Linked DNA regions of Homo sapiens: region 2 is linked to region 1. A link is a loop called in an ENCODE intact Hi-C map of the cell type or tissue named here. Cell type or tissue: Calu3. All regions are shown on one strand. Each heading gives the region's core, and the rest is flanking DNA. Links, peaks and the distances in the headings are about the cores only.

Region 1 (10,214 bases), core at 3,327-8,326:
CTCCTCATACTTGTCTACCTGGCTGGTACTCAGATGCTCCAACGCTGAAGCCCTGTAGGACAGGGGAGATTTTAGAGAGGACATGGAGAGGAGAATCCAATCAGAGAATGGCCTTTGGGCACTCCAGCAATGGCTCTCATTAGCGGATTGTACTTATCCCCCTAGCAGGAGTGTTATATTGAGGAATTTGAAGGAAATTTTGTCTAGCAAGAACTGTCTGCTTTAGTCATCATTAACGGACTACATTGAGCAAGTGGTCATTCAACCAAATTCTCATACATAGGGCGAATTCCTTTCTGTTCAACTCAGTTAGTCATTCTATCCTTGGGGACTCCAAAAGGTTTTGTGCAAATCTCCATTAGGAATATACAGTAATCACTCCCCAGCAGTGAGTTTCTTTGTTGGGTAATTCCAATAAATGTGTCTCTACTTCTGGATTTCTTTTCCTTACTGCCCAGAATTTTGCCTCCATTACCCATGCACTTTAAATTCTTGGGGAGGTTTATGTCCTCATAATAAGCTCTAGCCGTGACTTCCAGGTACCGGTGAATCATTCCATGCCCCATGCTTGCTGCTATTTTTTGTTATTCACATCTTGGCACTGATTGAACATAGATCCAACCCCTTTCTATTATTTTTACAAAGAAACAAATTACTCAAGGTCTTTACTGCAATTTTAGGCAGATAGAAGGAGCTTACAGGCAGTACAGAATGCACCCTAAGATTGGACATAAAAATTTCTGAAAATTCTCATGGAAATTGTAGGCACGTGACTTGGTCATCTCTTTAAAAAAAAAATCTTCTTTCTTTTCTCCTCTCTCATTCCCATATTCCTGTGTTTTTCTAACTGAGAGCAGTTGAGCTCTTTCTTTAATGTCCTGTTGTTTTCTAACCAATGCTCTCAGTGACTCAGCTCCTAATCTCAAGTGGTTAATTAAGGTATTTTGCTAATTAAGTCAGTTGTTTCCATGAGAGTTGACTACTGGTATGATTTTTTTTAACAGAACATAAACATAAAAGCATTTATTGTTAATAGGGTAGTAATACACCAAAATGGATGTAAACACATATCTTTCCTTTAATCCAACTCTGCGGGTATTTTTTTTTTAAGAAATATACTCCAGTCTGGGCATTCACTGTCTCCTTGGCAGAAGCATATTTATAAGTCATCCCACCCCTCCCTCCAGGCCATGTGAGAAGAAACACCTGGCAAACAGACTCTGAGCTGAGCATCTCACATCTTCTGGAGCTTCAATGATGAACAGGTAATTCCCCACCTGTCATCAACATCATGCTATATCCTAAAAATTAGGCAGAGATATGTATCAATTTATTTGCCTAATAAGCAAACCAAGTTAACCAGTTATTAAAATAATTTTTTTCTCACCCTTCACACCAAAAGTCAAACCACTCTGTGTCTCTGGAAACTCAGTGAACCCAGTCAGAGGTAGTCATGAACTTGAAGTTTGAAAATAGGAAAAACAGAGGACATTCTATTTTGGTTATTGCAGGTAATAAAAATAGGCAGTTTAAAAGGCCTGCATGTTAGTTCAAAACACTCATCTGATTTATGCCTTTAAGAACTTAATTTTTTCCCTTGACTATTTTGAGAAATCTTACCTTTATGATTGATGAGGGGCTGCTGTATCTTTCTGAATTATGATTCTTTCCAAGTCTTCCCTGCTCTGTTCTCCAAGCTTCTTTAAGTGCTAGTAAATGTAGATTAAATGAATGAATGGTAGATAAACAAAAGAATTTCAGAAAGAGAACAGAAGGAAAGAAGAAGAAGAGACAGACAGAGAGGAAAATAGAGGAGATATGGGAGAGAGAGAGAGAGAGAGAGAACTGATTGCTGTAATTCATTTATTTAAAACAACATTATCTAGAATAGTCAGTATCACCTAATAGAAATGTGTTATTTAAGGGGAACACTCAACCCATCAGCAATAAAAAAGCAGCTAGGACACTCCAACTGATATTCCATATCATAAACTAGGTCAATATAATTTATTAAGATTATGTGATTGATAAGGGAAGTAACTTTTCTGGTTAGATTTTGGGGAAATAGTGCAAAAAAAAAATACCAATGTTTACTGTCCATTTAAGCCCTGTGCTCATGTTTTCATTTTTGTGGGAAAAGGGAAAAATGATTCTGGATCATGCCATTCCTCATTTCTCTGACAACACTCTCTCAAAATTCTCACAGTACAATATTGTTTTAAATACTCAGTGATCAAACACTTTCATCTGAAACTAGAAAATATTTAAGAAGAAATAAGACAACTGGTGGTTTTATCCTCATCATTTTCTTTTCCTTCATCCCTTCCTTTCTTCAAAACCCTAGCAAACGTCATACGTACAAAAGAACCGCTGCCTAACCACAGGTTTTAATTCAAGGAAGGCAGAAATTTCCTCTCCCAAATAAATTTCAAAATAATGAAGCCAGTAATTCAATAAAGGAAAGAAAAATAATATTTTCATGGAGGAAAGTTGCCTACTAATGCAGTGCCACAGTTTTCAATCCAAGCTGCCCCCAAGCCTTGATAGTGGCCAAGAAGACTGATTTCCCAGAGAGTCTCCAGAACAGGAGTCATCAGGGACATTCTCTTTCTTTCCTGCTCCATGATTGTATCTGGTGTGGTCACCATGGAAAGACAGGCCTTCAGCTGAGCTGCCTTTGAACTGTGTGAGCTTAGCCCTGTTTGAGTTGAGACAGGCACTGAGAGGCATAACTATGGCTCTGCATTTAGTCCACATCAATCAAGGAATTGTCATGTCTCTTCCTGACTTTGTCTTAAGCACCTTGTAGGACAGATAAGAAGCAGTATTTAGAATGTCAGAGCACGACTAAGGGGTGTAGGTGGTCAAACCTCATAGGGGCATATGACTAAGCTTTCATTTCTGAACAATGGTGATAACAACAGTTTCAGAAAGCACCATTTCTGGAACTTTTACTTTTGACACTGATATTTTGCCAAGAATTTACATGCATCTTTATAGCCAATGATCCTCATTATAGAAGGATGATGATCACTATTACCACCATTATTCAGAAGAAGTAACTGAGCCTCAGGTAGGTTAATCAATGTACCCAGGTTCAGTAGGGCACACCCATGGAGAAGCTATAGTATGGAATTCAGCTGTCTGCTGAAAATACCCATGTTTTTAACTGCTATGCAAAATGATGTATTTATTATGGAGAAGTCATTTTAAAATCAGGTAGAAACATATAAATTTATGATCCATAAAACTTAAAAGTGTTTACCCATTGTTTGTTGAGTTGTGCTCTGGTGTAGAACCAAGGACACTGGCCTCCAAGGGTGGTCCTCCAGCTAAGTTGTCAATCCTATCTGTAGCCACTCCTCTACCCTCTGCTCCAACCACCCTCAACGGCTTATATTCCAACATACTTCGTGCCTTTGTTTAAGCTGCACCATCTGCCTTAAATGTCTTTCTCCTGTCTGAGCAGCTCAAATCCTGCTCATTCCTTACATTTTGGCTCAGTTGTCACGTTCACTTAGAAACTGGGAAATAAGAGAAAGTTGAAGAATGGTTCTTTAATTGAGTTGTGAACCTAGCATGTGTTTTGGTAAATTTGATACTGGTGTGAGTGAAGTGCTACCGCATTACAGAGCCTTTGTGTTTGCCAAGTGAGAGCAGACAGTTCCTACTTTCTGTATCCACTGTGATTCTCCAAGAACAGAAGAAGATTTCTCTCCAGAACAAGGAAAGCAGGGCTGAAAAGCTGCCATTCTGCCTGCAAAATCTGTAATTCCTGTATATTCGAGAGAAAATTTACGCATGAGGGAAGCTCCCATGTTCTTACATATAATATAAATGGGAAAAGTACTAAGAATGTCCAATGTCCAATAAATAAGTCTTTGATCCCTCATGAAATTTTTGATACCCTGCTCCTCTTTTTGCAGTGTGGGTTTATTAGAATTACCTTATCAATGGCATATCAGGTTTCTATTCCTTCCATTAATTTAAGGAAAACGAATGAGCTATATATGCATCTGTGGATAATACATTGTTGGTTATCACATTCGGCAGCTTTAGTGCAGTAGCAATCCCTCCAAATCCCAGTGACTTAACCAAAACCATATACTTGTCACTTGACTTTGTGCATTAGCAGCAGCTTCTTATCTAGGCAGCTCTGCCCAATATGTCTCATTGAAAGCTAAAAAGTGCTCATTCTGGGCACTAGGCTGAAGGAGCAGCGCTTATTTGAGATATATGGTCCTTGTGGCAGACAGAAAAGAGTAAGATAGCTAAAGAAAACAATCAATGGCTCTTAAAACTTCTGCTTGGTAGTGAAGTGTGCACACACACTCACTTTGCGTGGACCAAATCAAGTCACATGGCTGAGCCTGACGGCAATGGGCATGAATATTTATCCCTTCCATTGGAGGCACTGCCAATCAAATTGCAGAAGGTGGGGACATATAATCCTTTTAAAAGAAGGGCAAGTGGCCAGGCATGGTGGCTCATGCTTGTAATCCCAGCCCTTTGGGAGGCCAGAGTCGGTGGATTGTTTGAGGCCAGGAGTTTGAGGCCAGCCTAGGTAACACGAGGAAACCCTGTCTCTACAAAAAATTTAAAAAATAAAAAAATTAGCCAGGTGTGGTGGCACATACCTGTAGTCCCAATTACTCTGGAGGCCGAGGCGGGAGGACCGTTTGAGCCCTGGAGATTATGGCTGCAGTGAGCCAAGATCATGCCACTGCACTCCAGCCTGGTGACAGAGTGAGACCTCATCTCAAAAAAAAAACAAAGAAACAAAAGAAGAGCCAGGAAGTTGTTATTGGTTATACAGTTGGTTATGGCTACTTAGATATTACTTATAATGGGTGTGACCTCTATTGCGGATTGTCATAGCCCGAATTGTGTTCCACCCCAAAAAATTCATGTTTGGTATCCTAAACCTCAGTGCTTAAGAATGTGACTGTATTTCAAGATTGGGTCTTTAAAGAGATAAATAAGGTTAATGGAGTTCATTGGTGTGGGCTGTAATCCAATAAAACTGGGGTCCTTATAAGTAGATGAGAGTAGAACACAGACATGTACAGAGGAAAGACCACATGAAGATGCAAGGAAAAGATGACCATCTGCTAACCAAGAATAAAGGTCTCAAAACATCGGGCCTCAGAATTGTGAGAAAATAGATTTCTGTTGCTGAAGCCACCCAGACTGTGGTACTTTGTAATGGCAGCCCTAGCAAATAGACAGTGATGAATAAATTAGCAGATTTGATGACATTGATATTTCCATTATTTATTTTATTCAACACCTCTAATAATCTCTATTATTATATTAAACATTTACTCTGTATTAAGTATAGTATTAAATGTTCTATATACATTATCTGTTTTATTCACTCAAGACAATTCTATGATGTAAGTACTACTATTTTCCACATTTTGTATATGAGAAAATGTTATATCGATAGCTTGAAGGGTTTGAAGAACTTGTCTAAGTTGACACCCAGGTGGGGAACTGTGATCTGATCCTAGGTCATCTGAATCCAGAATCAGCTTTCTGCCACCATTATCAAGGGACATTGGATATTCTGTAGCATTTACTAAAATCAAGAAAGTTAAAAAAATATAAACATGAGAGATCTATGATGCCCATCTTGAGGAGTTCACAATCCAGTTGATAAAAGAAAAGAAGAAATAAGTATAATCCTAGAGAAGATAAGATAAATGTCATGTAAAACACTCTGTCCAGAATTGTTATTTATAACTTGGATGAGGAAATTGATGGCACAATAATAAATGTTGCTGAAGATGCAGCTGAAAGAGATGTTATTCCTTGGATAACACTCAAAATTTTAAAAAGGTGATACATAAAACTATCTTGTCAGGCTGGAACGATTGGCCAAATCTGGAGAAACGATGCATGATGAACAAATAAAATAAATTTCTAAGTACAAAAAAAACTGGATCAGAACAATAACAACAAAATAATGTAGTTTGTTGTGTGAACAAAGGTCATTTTAGTTTCATATTAGTCAGCTGTATCACTCATTGTGGACTAAGTCATTCAACAAACATTTATAGGGTGGCTCCTAGGAGGAAGTGGAAGGAAGTCACTGCTCTCAAGTTGTCAGTCCAGTGGTGAGAGAGACACATGAGCAAATCATGATACAAGGATCTGACAGATGCCTTTAAGTGAGTCTGAATGAAGCACCTCGGTAAATGGCAGAGAAAGGAAATAATTTTTGTAGGTTCATGAGAAGAGGTTGAGATGGGAAGGAGTTTGCTGGGCAGAGAACCAAGTTCATGATAATCTAGGAGGAAGAACAGTAAGTGAATATTCAATTGTATGAAAAAGCTCTCCCCTGTTTGGAATGGCTGAAATACAAGTTAAAACACCAGCATAGGATGAGGCTAAAATTTTGACTGGGATTCGGTTTTGAAGGGCAGTACAGTTAATGCTGCTGAGTCTGGCCTTCCTCTTGTATGTAACAACAAGGTAATAAAAATTTCTAGAGGAGCAACATGACCACATTTGATTTTTTGGAAGATAATTGTTGCAAGCAATGTACAGAAAAGACTGGAGGGTGGAGAGAACAGATTCAGGGAGATCAGTTAACGAGTGGTTGCAATTTTCCAGTAAGAGAAGTTGAAGCCTAAGGGAGGTAGGTTCTGCTAAAAATACTGACACTAATGGTACAGCTGTGGCTCTTTCCACTGTCCTGGCTCAAAGTGAAGTTTTGAACTGTTTTTTTGTTTTGTTTTTTCTGAAACCACCCAAGTTGAGCTGCTGGTTCCTTCTGCACTACCCGGTCCCTTCCCGTGTCCACAGTTCTACCCTTTCTTATACGGGCCTTAAAAAGTGCTGGGGTATTGATAAATGTTTATAGTACAGTTGAGATGGGCTGACTGAAACATCAGGATGTACACGGGTGACATTTCTACTGGGTGCTCATGGGATGAGTTGTAAGCAGCGATCAGAGGAAGAACCTTCACGGGGGACAATGAAAAGCAACGCTAGCAATTGTCTTTGGCAGGACAGAGTGCAGCACTCTACTGAACATGACAGACAGCCTTCAGCATGGCTTAGCTCTGTCGCCTGTTGACTGCCCTTGGGCTGGCCATAATGGTCTTCTTCAGGGCAGAGATTGAGTTCTTTCCAAGTATGATCTCTGCTCTTCTCTGTGTGATCCCTCCAAGCCATGCAGAAGGTCACCCTGACCTCCGTTCTTGTCAGGTTCTCTATCATCCCATTGACTCCCTGGAAAACTGCACTCTTAATTTTTTATTTGTAGGCTAACTTTATACCTTTATCTTTCAAATCTTTGCCTTTTGATTTCCAAAAATTATTCTCTCAAAAATCTTGGCTCTTATCAACTAACAGCTTTCAAAAACTATCATCTTTTATGTGGACTTCAAAAACTTGACTGTCTTTGTTTTTCTTTGTGTTTGAGCTAAATAAATTTTAAACCTCTCTTCTCAAATTCCCCTTAAAGATATCTCTAACAGTTTGTATTCTCTTTGTGTTCAAGCTAAATAAATTTTAAACATCTGTTCTCCCATTTTCCTTAAACTGAAGATATCGCTAGGAGTTTGTGTCTCTATATAGGGACATACATAATCAGACAGGTATGGAAAAGAAAAGGATATTATATTATTTTCTAAATATAATTTTTACAATGATTGTATTAAAAGCCAACTAAAATTATGATATCCTAGGAGAATAAAAAATTACTAACATTGACTCAAGAAGAAACAGAAGAAAGAATAGGCTAATTCAAATGATAGGGAAAAAAGCTGAAAAAGATGAGAAAGTATGAAACTGCTTCACAATAAAGGTGCCCGCCCAGTTTTATGCAAGATGCCTTTGAGAATCATACATAATGCCTATGATTATTTTTAAAATTGCTCTGAAGCATTGGTGTTCAAAATATTGGCCGGGCACAGTGGCTTACGGCTGTAATCCCAGAACTTTGGGAGGCCAAGGCGGGTGGATCACTTGAGGTCAAGAGTTCAATACCAGCCTGGCCAACATGGCAAAACCCATCTCTACTAAAAATACAAAAATTAGCCAGGTGTGGTAGCACACACCTGTAGTCTCAGCTACCTGGGAGACCAAAGGACGAGAATCATTTGAACCTGGGAAATGGAGGTTGCAGTGAGCTGAGATCATGCTACTGCACTCAAGCCTGGGCAACAAGCAAGACTCTGTCCTCCCCCACATATCTACATGTATGTATATATATATATGTGCACAAGAATCACTTGGGGAGGTTATTAAACACATGGACTCCTTTCTCCTCTCCTCTCCCCATCTTCTCTTTGGGACTTTGATACAGTAGCTGTGGGATGGGATCTGGGAATCTGAATTTTAAATAAACAGATGCTCGGAGAACAATACTGTCCTTTGAGAAGCCTGTTCTAAAGCCATGGTCTTTTTAAATATGAAGTTTGCATTAAAAATCCATTAGGATGGATTAAAAAATAGAACTTTATTTTTCTTAATAAAAGAAAGAAATTTCAATTTCACTGTAATAGCATTTATTTAACTGATTGACCTGGCTCCTTCTCTGAGTTCTTATGGTCAAATGGCCAATGCACATGTATGGCCCCACAGATATTCTTGAAAGAAAGTATGGGTGCCACCTGGTCCCCTCAACAGTGTGTTTGCTCTTATACACTGCACTGCAATTTGCAACTATGTGGGTTCTACCATATAGTTGTCATTAAAGGAATCCTCCCAAAATGGACAAATGGCATGATTATATTCCTGAAGAGAAGCCACAGATTGAAGAGAGAGCACTATTAAATGATGCTTTTACTATTGATTGTTCAAAGAAAAGATTTCATCAGTCACATTATGAGTCAGACACAACTATGACCTCATCAGATATTAAAAACATTGGCTGAATAATTTTAAATGATCAGGAATGTTACTGGAAAATAGAGATCCATACACAGTATCGGCAAGAGCAAACCTTATTTTAATTGTATATTGTACCTGTGAATTAGTTTATAAAAGGATGAGGTCTTCAGGATGCTGAGTACTTAAAATCTAAGCATCCAGAATATTATTAAAATAATTTTAATTAGAGATATGATTTGTAAATAAATCAAAATGCATATAATATGGTAACATTTTAACAGCAAATTTGCTGATAAATGTGAATTATTAAAAAGAATAAGCCTCTTCTTACAGGTAGGGCTATTCAAAATGTGGTCCATGGACTGCTGGTGGTCATCAACTATTTGTTACGTGGTCAAGATAAATATGGCAATAATAGTCAGCATTTAGAAACTTTTACAGCAATTTGGTAGAGTAACCTGATGCCTATTGAATCTATTCATAAAGAAATTAAGCTTTTATTTCGATTGTTTTTGGCTTCTTGTTTTATTTTTCTAGTAATTTCTTTTTGCTTTGTTTTAACCAAAATAGCAGTGCATGATGGATAGGAAATTGAAATAAAGGATTTCACCACAGATAATTTGAAAAACATTGTTTTAAAGCATAGAAAACAATTCTAATTTATGTATAATATCCTAGTTTATTTTATAAATTAGCATAGTCCTGAAATCAATACCTGACAAATATCCCACAATAACAAACCTATAATTATAAGGAAAATATTAGCAAATCAATCCAGCCTCAAATTAAAATACTAATATGCCATGACCTCTTTGAATTTTATTTTTTTCTTTAACTTTTAAACTGTAAAATGGTTTAATTTCTAATAATGTGTTATTTATATAATTATGCTAATAGCTTACAAGAGACAATAACATAATTACATTGATAAATATTCATGAAAAATTATTTCATCAACAAAACAGGCTATTAAGTAGTAATAACTACAATTTTTTATAATCATATATTTACTTAGTAGAAAAAATCTGGAATATTATAAACCAAAACGCTTACATTGGCTGTTTTGTTTTGATTTATATTTTCTTCTTATGTTTATAGCTATGTTCTAAACTTTCAATAACACATTTTTTTTTAAGAGACAAGATCTTGCTCTGTCACCCAGGCTGGAGTGCAAGGGCACCATCATGGCTCACTGTAACCTTGAAGTCCTGGGCTCAAGTGATCTTCCCACCTCAGCCTCCCAAGTAGCTAGGATGACAGGTGTGTGCCACCACTCCTGGCTAATTTATTTATTTATTTTTTTGCAGAGGCGGGGTCTTGCTGTATTGTCCAGGCTGATCTCAAACTCCTAGCCTTAAGCCATTCTCCTG
Region 2 (10,214 bases), core at 3,288-8,287, 50 kb after region 1:
CACAAATGAGAAAACACAGGCTCATATGAGTAGTTCACTCAAAGCCGGAAACCTAAGAATACGACGATCCTGGCTTCAAGATGTGTACTTTTAAATATTAAATAATGTGCTTCTACCAAGTTATATGTCCTCTCTGATATTAAATATTCTGCCACTCATGTCCACTCCAATTCCAGTAGCTATTTTTTTTAGAGTAAATTCACAGCAGAATGGTTGGAAAACAGACACTAGCAGGATAAAAGAAAGTCTGTGCTCTTTCATGGTTGTATTATGATTCCTTCATCAGGGCCAAAGGCTTCCCTCTTCTGGGGGCTGGTGGTGGGGCAGGTGAAGGGTTTTTGAGATGGATCTAAACAATACCACCCAAAACTTTCCATATTTCCACTGCTTCCTTGAGTATCTTAAAACCATTCTCTATTTGGGGGGCTTGGAAGTATCCTGGGCATACGGGTTGGTTGCTTACTGAGGTAATTTAGACAAGTTGACCGTCAGCGCAGCAGGGAACTCTCCTCTTGCACAATCAATGGGCAATGCAGACACCTGCAGTGGGAGCTCACCTGGAGGGCATTGATGGCCCATGGGCATCATTGGCTTGGCTCACAAAAGGTTCCTTAGTGCTGCATAGAGCTGACAGAGCAAAGGCTGTGCAGACTCTGAATACTAATTCTGTTCTTCTCTTCTAAGTCCAGAAGATTCCTCACAGGCCTCCAGGCAAACACTCACATCCTTTATCTCCCAACTGAGGCATTCCACCCATCACTTATTAAACTGTATGCTCTTTTAGGCAGTTTTGGGGAGTTTGCTTTTGAAGTCAAAGCTGAGCACTGTTTTCTTGTACTTAATATTCTCATAGATAATAGGTGGATTGGGAAAAGTTCATGAATAATAAAAAGCAAGGAAAAATGGGAAATTGCATATTTTTCAAAATATCATATAACTCTTAGTACTACAGAGGATCTTACATAAGCTTTTTTTGAAAGATTTTAAAAAAACATCACATTAGCATCATGCTTCCAAAAATTTCGGGGTCCCCATAAGCTCCCTCTTAGCCTTTGTGTCAGCATCCATGTTTAGCTAAGACATCCACTAAAGGGTGATATGCAGGTTATAACAAAATAACTAAGGCAATTTAGCTGCAAGTGGCAGCATTATTGGGTTCTTGATCCTAAAACAAATTAGATAGGCCCATGGGCCTATCACCTCATGTTTACTTGTTTACTCCAAGGGCCCTGGCTGAGTGATGACCTAGAGTCTTGGATAGCTAAGGCCACTGACTGGACAACTTTTCTTATTAGGTGGTTTATAGTTAACTTTTCTTCCTAGAGAGATGCCATTCTTTTTTTTTGGTTTGTGTGTGTGTGTGTGTGTGTGTGTGTGCATGTGTGTGTGTGTTTCCACTTGTTTTTTTGGTTTGTTGTTTTGTTTTGTTTTGTTTTTGTTTTATAATTTTGAGATAGGTCTTGCTCTGTTGCCCAGGCTGGAGTGCAGTGGCATGATCTTAGCTCACTGCAACCTCCCCCCACCTAGGTTCAAGCAATTCTCCTGCCTCAGCCCCCTTGGACTGGGACTGCAGGCGCGCACCACCACACCCACCTAATTTTTTTGTATTTTTAGTGGAGATGGGTTTTTAATCTACTTTGGGTTGTCTCTAGAGAAAGTTGTCATTTCTTTTCACAATAGAATTTTGAGGTGTCCTGAAATGCAATGCTGTGTAATAAAATGGGAAGAATGAAACAACTTTTCATTTCCTCCTGGGAAGTTTCCTTGGAATTTCCTGTTATGGACCCTCACCACTGCCCACCCTACCATGCCAAGTCTCATCTCCATTCAGTTGCGTGCTCTTGGAAAGATATATAATCAAGACAATTTAGCCCAAGTTGTTGAAGTTTGTTGTCCAGCTGCAATTAGATCCTGATACCTTTTGGTATTAGTATGAGTATTCTTATGCTAATGCTAGTATTCTTACTATTCTTCTTTAACCATGCTACTTGCCTGTCATCCGCACCAATTTTTACTTATCTTCCAGAAATATGGTCCATACCATGACATCCCTGTTTCTGTGAAAACTGGTAGAAGTAACATCTACTGTTCACTTGCTATATTCCAGTAGTCATCATCACAGCAATCCTTGAGGTAGGAACTATTACTATCCACATTTCACAGATATGGAAAATTAACAGGGGCTAAGTCCATTTCTGAAAGTCTAAATGGCAGCTGGATGCAGCAAAGCTGTTATACTAACAATCATGGTAGCCCCTCTCAGAACCCAGACCCTGGAGCATCTGTAAGCTACATATATGTTGATTCTCTCCTGATAAAAATAGACATAATTCTTCCAAAGCCTATATGTGTTATTTTACCGATATTTTTAGACATATATTTTTCTTAGAATCCTGTCTTCTAAAATTCTTTATAATTTTCTCATCTATCACAAAGACCCAGTATGGCTTTATTCTTACTTATCGTTGAAAATGAAAACAACAACCCGATTAGGGAGAACTTGAAGTTGCCAAATGTTGAAATCAGTTTGTATTTGTCACACTAAACTCATATCGCTTTCTGTATTGGAATTTGCTAATTGTATATTCTACTTACACTGTCCCAATATATCTGAACTTCAGCAAGCTTTTTAACAAGGAAGCTTGAGAAAGTCTCTCTTATGGAAATTCTTACCATCATGACCAAAGATAACTGGAGATGAGTAAGCAGGAGGGCTGTTAATCGGCTTGATTCAGCTTAGAGAGGAGCTCCTAGAACTTAACAGATCTAAAAGCCTAATAAAGTTAATATGTTCATCTAATTCAGACAATGTAAAACTGGAATGGACAATGACAGATGTCCATGGAATAGACAATGTCAAGGTAGAGCCAAGAAACCTTAAAATGTGACTGATCATTAACAAGCATAAATATCCAATAAGCAGAGCCAAAAGTAAGATGAAATGTATAAAATGTAGGATGTGACTTACTAGCACCACTGATAAAAAAGAAACAACAACAAAAACAAACTCCAACAACAGTGTCAAAAACTGCCTCTTTAAGTCAAAATGGGAGTGACCACACACGTTCAATGCAATATTAGAATTACAGTTTTATCTGTCTAAGAGCTAGGTCATGTTTAATGTTTGCTGTAGCTGTAGGTGTCTGAGGCTGGAATTATTTTTCAGTGTCTTGGTTTTTGTTTCACTTGTCTTTGTGTTTCCCTAGAGACTCCATAAATATCTTCTGAGCCCTGCAGTTCTTCTCATAATCCATCATTATTATACAGGAGACCTACTGATGTGGTGGTAAAGCATGGAAGAAGAGAACCATTCTGTAATTTTATAATGAAGTCTTAGTTTTATAGTGAGGCTGTGCCCTGCACTGTGACTTTCACAAGTGCTTCTCAGCTTTTCCTCATCCCTTAGGTGAGAAGGGAAGGCTAAAGGGGGCTGGAGTTGGGTATTTCCCTTTCCGTAGATTAGGCTCTGGCAAAACAATCTCCTTTGAGGGCAGGCTTTTATTAAGGAGAACAGAGAGCTTTGGGTGTATTTAAAAATGGTTACTCTCCCTGCCAGAAAGACTGGGATTTTTTTCTCCAATCTTCACCAAAAGAACATGGTGGTGCTCTTGGAGGTAAAACAAAAAACATGTGGGCCCTCCCAGAGCTGGGCCCCCAGAGTTTGTAACTCTCAAGTTTATCCACATTGAGCCTATAGCAATTTGTCAATTATAGTTTAAATGTTCTTACCAGCACCGGCTCCAGCCTCTGGCTTCTGCTCCTCAGCTTCAGCTCCTGTAAACTATGATTCTTAGTATCTGACTCTCTCTCCAGTGTTTGCAGCAGCGGTCTGCTCTCAATTATCTGATGCCTCTAAGAAGAGTTGTTGATTTTCAGTTTGTTCAGTTTTTGTCTTTTTGTGAGAAGATGAGTGATGACTTCCAAGCTCTTTACATGTCAGACTGGAAAATCATAATGACAGATATGTACCTAAATATAGTGAGGAGACAGTAGACCTTACATAGTCTACCCACATCCAGGGAGTAGAGTCCAGTTTTAGCTATCATATCCAGAGAATGGTGAAAAGAAAGTAAAGCCGTGCACAAATAAAAATGATTTAAAAATCTGAAAATCAGTCTGAATCAGTAATAATGCCAATACAATTTTGCTACTCAGGAAATTTATCTTCTGTCCTAACGTCACTACTTTGCAAATGCAAATATACAAAATATACAGATAACATTAACAATTTATTTTTTGTTACTTGACTGTAAGTTGCAAAGTAGTATCTAATGAGATGCCAGGAATTCTGCCATAGAAACAAAAATATTCAGTACTTTCCAGCTACTGTTCATAGAACTTCAGTAAGTATATTCTTTCTCATAGATAATGATGCTGGTATAATTTGGTAAAGTAATAGTACTATGATTCACCTGCCGGTCCCTTAATGTCTCAGAAAATAGCAAGAAATACATATTATCCTTGAGCAAAGATGACTCAAAGTCAATAAAAATTTCCCACAAAGAAAACATCAAACCCAGACAACTTTATAGAGTAGTTCTACCACAATTTCAAGGAAAAAATAATAATTTTAGTTTTTTTATAAAGCTCTTACAGAAAATAGAGAAAGAAGGAACACATCTATCTCATTTTATGAGTTCAGCATTTTTAGGCCCAAACCTGACTACAACTGTCACATAAAGAAAAAGGATACAACAACCACACTTTCAAACAAAAATGTAAAATATTAGTAATTAAATAAAATATTAACAATCTGTATGTAACAATACATAAAAAGTTAGTACATCATGAGTAAGGTGAATTTATCCCAGGTATGCAATGTTAGTTTGATAATAGAAAATCAATTAATGGCATGTGTTACATTATTAAAGAGAGAAAGGTAGATGATTATCTTAATAGATGCTGAAAAGGCATTTTTAAAAGTTCAATATATATATATATAGATAATTTTTAAAAAATGTTTTAGCATATTAGGAATAGAAGGAAACCACTAATTTTATAAAAGGCAAGTAAAAACAAATAAATAAAAAAATTAGAACAAACACCAATCCTAACTGTAATGTTGAAGGCATTTCCTTTAAGATTAGGAGAAAGATAAGGATACCTGTTACCATCACTTCTCTTCAACCGTTGACTATAGAATCTATAGTTCAATCAAATAAGAAAAAAATAAAAGCAATAAGAAAAAAAAGAAGAATCAAAACTCTCATTTTTTGCAGGTGATATAATTTTATATATAAGTAGAAAATTTAAAAGAAGCTACAGAAAAACTAAGAAATTTAATAAAAAAGTTTGAAAAGTTTCTTGATAATGAAAATATAGAAAAGTTGGTTGTATTTCTGCATTAGGAACAAGCAGTTATAAACAGTTTAAAAAGAGATATTTTCCAGGGTGCCATGGTTCACATCTTTAATCCCAGCACTTTGGGAGGCCAAAGTGGGTGGATCACCTGAGGTCAGGAGTTCGAGACCAGCCTGACTAATATGCTGAAACTCCATCTCTACTACAAATGCAAAACTTAGCTGGGCATGGTGACTTGCACCTGTAGTCCCAGCTACTTGGGAGGCTGAGACAGGAGAATTGCTTGAACCCGGGAGGCAGAGGTTTCAGTGAGCCAAGATCATGCCACTGCACTCCAGCCTGAGTGACAGAGCAAGACTCCGTTTCAAAAAAATAAATAAATAAAAATAAAAAAGAAAGATATTTTCAGTGGCAAATAAAGATACAAAAATAACTAGGAATAATTCTATTAAAAGGCATACAAACCCCTAACATAGCAAATTATGAAATTTTGATTAAAAATCATCAAGGAGACCTAAACAAATGGAAAGAAATAAACTATTCCTGAATAAAACCTCAATTTTCCCTACATTAAACTACAGATTCAATGAACAGTCCCCCAAAAAGATTAGGCTGGCACAAAAGTAGTTGTTGTTTTGCCATTAAAAGTAATGGCAAAGGCAAAACTCGCAATTACTTTTGCACCAACCTCATACCAAAAAATGTTCTAGAGAGCACTGTGGAGCTGCAGGGCTTGGTCAACATGTGTAGGCAAAGGTGGTGGAAGACATACGCAGTGCATCTGAAGGTGCTGAGTCAAGCCAGTCAGTCATAATTTGAATGAGGGAGACTTTTTCAAATTTGGAAACACATTTGTACATTACATGATTTAATCACTGAGCAAGGACCCCAGGAAATAATGTTAATACACTGCTATGCTAGTTCTTGGATGCCTGGAAAATTCAGTAGCACCCACCAAGTAAAGTAGAGATGCTGGAATGCTAACAGCAAAAGAAAGGATCAAAAAGTTTAGAGATGTGGGCATGTGAAAGTGGATACACTATATAAAGCCAAAACAAAAACAAAAACACACCCTCAAAAACCTATAAGGCCACGTGATTTCACAGGCGGGCCTTGAGGACATTCCAACTGTTAGACAATAAATAGTTTGTTCATGAGCCAGACAGCAGCATCACTGAGAAACTCTTCTCTCTAAGCTTGGAATTGTTACTGGAGAACTGAACTCACCGACAGCAATGAGTGCCAACCAGGAAGCAGGCTCTCACCAGACACCAGACCTGCTGACAATTTGACCCTGAACTTCCCAGGCTCCAGAACTGTGAGAAATAAATGTCTGTTGCTTAAGCTACTTGGTCTATGGTATTTTTGTTACAGCAGCCTGTACTGACTAAGACATCTTTCTCCAAGCTGCCTTCAGCGTTGACTGCTGAGAGTTTATTGTTGACTCTTTCTGTAAGAACTGCCTTTGCCTGAAGGAAGTTGCCTTGCCAAATACATATTTTTTTTATTATACTTTAAGTTTTAGGGTACATGTGCACATTGTGCAGGTTAGTTACATATGTATACATGTGCCATGCTGGTGCGCTGCACCCGCTAACTCGTCATCTAGCCTTAGGTATATCTCCCAATGCTATCCCTCCCCCCTCCCCCCACCCCACCACAGTCCCCAGAGTGTGATATTCCCCTTCATGTGTCCATGTGATCTCATTGTTCAATTCCCACCTATGAGTGAGAATATGCGGTGTTTGGTTTTTTGTTCTTGCGATAGTTTACTGAGAATGATGATTTCCAATTTCATCCATGTCCCTACAAAGGACATGAACTCATCATTTTTTATGGCTGCATAGTATTCCATGGTGTATATGTGCCACATTTTCTTAATCCAGTCTATCATTGTTGGACATTTGGGTTGGTTCCAAGTCTTTGCTATTGTGAATAATGCCGCAATAAACATACGTGTGCATGTGTCTTTATAGCAGCATGATTTATAGTCATTTGGGTATATACCCAGTAATGGGATGGCTGGGTCAAATGGTATTTCTAGTTCTAGATCCCTGAGGAATCGCCACACTGACTTCCACAATGGTTGAACTAGTTTACAGTCCCACCAACAGCGTAAAAGTGTTCCTATTTCTCCACATCCTCTCCAGCACCTGTTGTTTCCTGACTTTTTAATGATTGCCATTCTAACTGGTGTGAGATGATATCTCATAGTGGTTTTGATTTGCATTTCTCTGATGGCCAGTGATGATGAGCATTTTTTCATGTGTTTTTTGGCTGCATAAATGTCTTCTTTTGAGAAGTGTCTGTTCATGTCCTTTGCCCACTTTTTGATGGGGTTGTTTGTTTTTTTCTTGTAAATTTGTTTGAGTTCATTGTAGATTCTGGATATTAGCCCTTTGTCAGATGAGTAGGTTGCGAAAATTTTCTCCCATGTTGTAGGTTGCCTGTTCACTCTGATGGTAGTTTCTTTTGCTGTGCAGAAGCTCTTTAGTTTAATTAGATCCCATTTGTCAATTTTGGCTTTTGTTGCCATTGCTTTTGGTGTTTTGGACATGAAGTCCTTGCCCATGCCTATGTCCTGAATGGTAATGCCTAGGTTTTCTTCTAGGGTTTTGATGGTTTTAGGTCTAACGTTTAAGTCTTTAATCCATCTTGAATTGATTTTTAATAAATGGTGCTGGGAAAACTGGCTAGCCATATGTAGAAAGCTGAAACTGGATCCCTTCCTTACACCTTATGCCTTGCCAAATATTATTTCCTCCGCAGAAGCAGTCCACATGCAATGACTCATAGATATGGGGATTAAGACACTTGGCCCCTTTAACCTGATTTGGGTATTCTCTGAAGAATCTTCCCAGCTCCAGAGCTCCCCATGATATTCACTGAGGCCTCTGATGCATCTGTGCCACAATTCAATTTTTCTCTCTTCTCCCATTTGTCTCACTCCTCTGGTATTGATTGCATGAATATAAACCCCTGCACAGAGGGGTTTCCCATCTCAGAGTCCATTTTGTAGGGAACCTAAGCAAAGACAAGCATTTACCATGGAAGTTGACAAGCTGATCCTAAAATTTATATGAAAGTACAAAATCAGCAATAGCCAAGAAACTTCTGAAGACAAACCATGTTGGGAAATGGGTGGTGGTATTAAGTGGGCCTGCAATATCAGATATGAAGACTTATAAAGCTGTAGGAAATGGGACTGTATAATTCTGCTGCCAAAATTGATAAATAAGTAATGGAAAAGAATAGAGAACTGGACAAATACCTAAACATATGTGGAAACTCAATTCACAACAGTGTGCCTCAGATATCACTGAAGGAAGGATAGATTGTTTAGTAACTGTGTCTTGAGAATTCATTTATCATATATAAGAGAATATCTTTATGACATCAGAGTAGGGAAGAATTTCCTAAACAAGGTTCAACAAAGCATAAACCACAAAGAAGAAGATGAAGAAATTTGACTATATTAAAATTAAGAACTTCTTGTCATCAAAAGTCACCATAAACAGAATGAACAAGTAATCCACAAACTGGAAAAATATATTTGAAATTCTCAGTTACAAAGGATTGGTAACCAGCATATATAAGGAAATCTTATAAATGACTAAGAAAACACTAACACTTTCACTTCTATAATAAAAAAAGACATGAGCAGACATATTTTGTAACATGAACATAAATCTTTTAGAAACAACTTGTAATACAACTGGAAGTGTCTAAAAATTTATATTACCTAGATATATACCCATTGAGGCAGAAAAGGTGCTTGTTGGTTTTTAGACTCTGAATATAGACCACCACTCATACATATTGCTCATCTAGGAACCCTTCTGTATAATTTCCAGCGATTTCAACTCTCACTAAAATCTCATCTAAAAAAATACTCTTAACATACCGTTTAATTTAACTGTTAAGCAAAAGTTGGTTTCATCTCAACTAGATTTTTCAAGTACAATTCTTAAAAAATTAAAAGTATTTTACTGTTTTTAAAAAGCAAGCAATATATGCATCATACATATATGTAACTTATGCACACATTCACACATATACAGGTAATAGCTGTGAATGTATATTTTACATCTTTATACATTATAAATATGAGAATTTATTTTGAAAAATCAGCCCACAGGGAATTTATAATTCAATAGATTTGAAGTATGGCATCAACTCTCCAGAAAAGATCAGCTAGAAATGGAGTATTTGAGTTTACCTCTCTGGCTTCCCATTAGTACAGAAATATCAAAATATGTTACACATAGCCTGACTGTCTTCTAATGCTCAACCATTGGTAGCTATCTTTTCTAGTAAATCTCTATCTCAGTCCTTTTCCATAGAATACTTCAGGAAGCCACTATCAATTTTTCAGAGTTGGTTAAACAAATGAAACTCACTTGCCATCTCTACACTAGACCAAAAACCCTGATCAAATAGACTTTTTTTTTTCATTTTGCCTCTCAGGAACATTGCATTCCTATAACAACAGAGACAAAGCATTGTCTCTTCTCCCTGGGCACCCCTATTTGCAATCTCAAGCACTGAATCCTGGAATCTGAAGGACTTTGAAAAGCACACTGGCTTGAACTGCCATCTTCTAATGCTATAAGAGTTTGTTTTTGTAAAAGCCAGTCTTATTTTAATCCTAGTCACTTTAGTCACTGTAACCAAAATTATGTAAACTTTCTAAATAGACTAAATATTCTAAAAATACAGTGAAACACCAGCCTCCACACCAACCAAGTCACAATAGGGTGTCTGACCTAAAGCCACAAAATGAAAATATGATGGGAAAGTCATTTATCAAACTGCAGAGACCATAACATGCTCCTATCACTGTGTCAAAAGCAAAGGCAGCAACCAAATGGCTATTACTCAAAGTGATAACATTATCTTTGGGAAAGCATTTT

Evidence for each region. Peaks named below come from ENCODE experiments on the same cell type or tissue, not always from the same donor. Only the 100,000 strongest peaks of a DNase experiment are listed, where the experiment ranks them.
Region 2: it touches region 1 in a loop (2.2-fold over the local background); 2 of 110 quality-filtered maps call a loop at or near these places.

The regions. Positions count from the first base shown.
Region 1 is chr7:37,971,352-37,981,565 of GRCh38, forward strand. No RefSeq gene overlaps it. Among named protein-coding and RNA genes, the nearest start is that of EPDR1, 56 kb to the left of the region's middle. RefSeq lists a silencer at 3,956-4,250. In Calu3, for the core only: no CTCF peak of the experiment used is centred there; a DNase peak (open chromatin) is centred at 6,100.
Region 2 is chr7:38,021,581-38,031,794 of GRCh38, forward strand. The region is part of intron 2 of LOC105375236 (a long non-coding RNA gene); the gene reads left to right. Among named protein-coding and RNA genes, the nearest start is that of EPDR1, 110 kb to the left of the region's middle. In Calu3, for the core only: no CTCF peak of the experiment used is centred there; no DNase peak of the experiment used is centred there.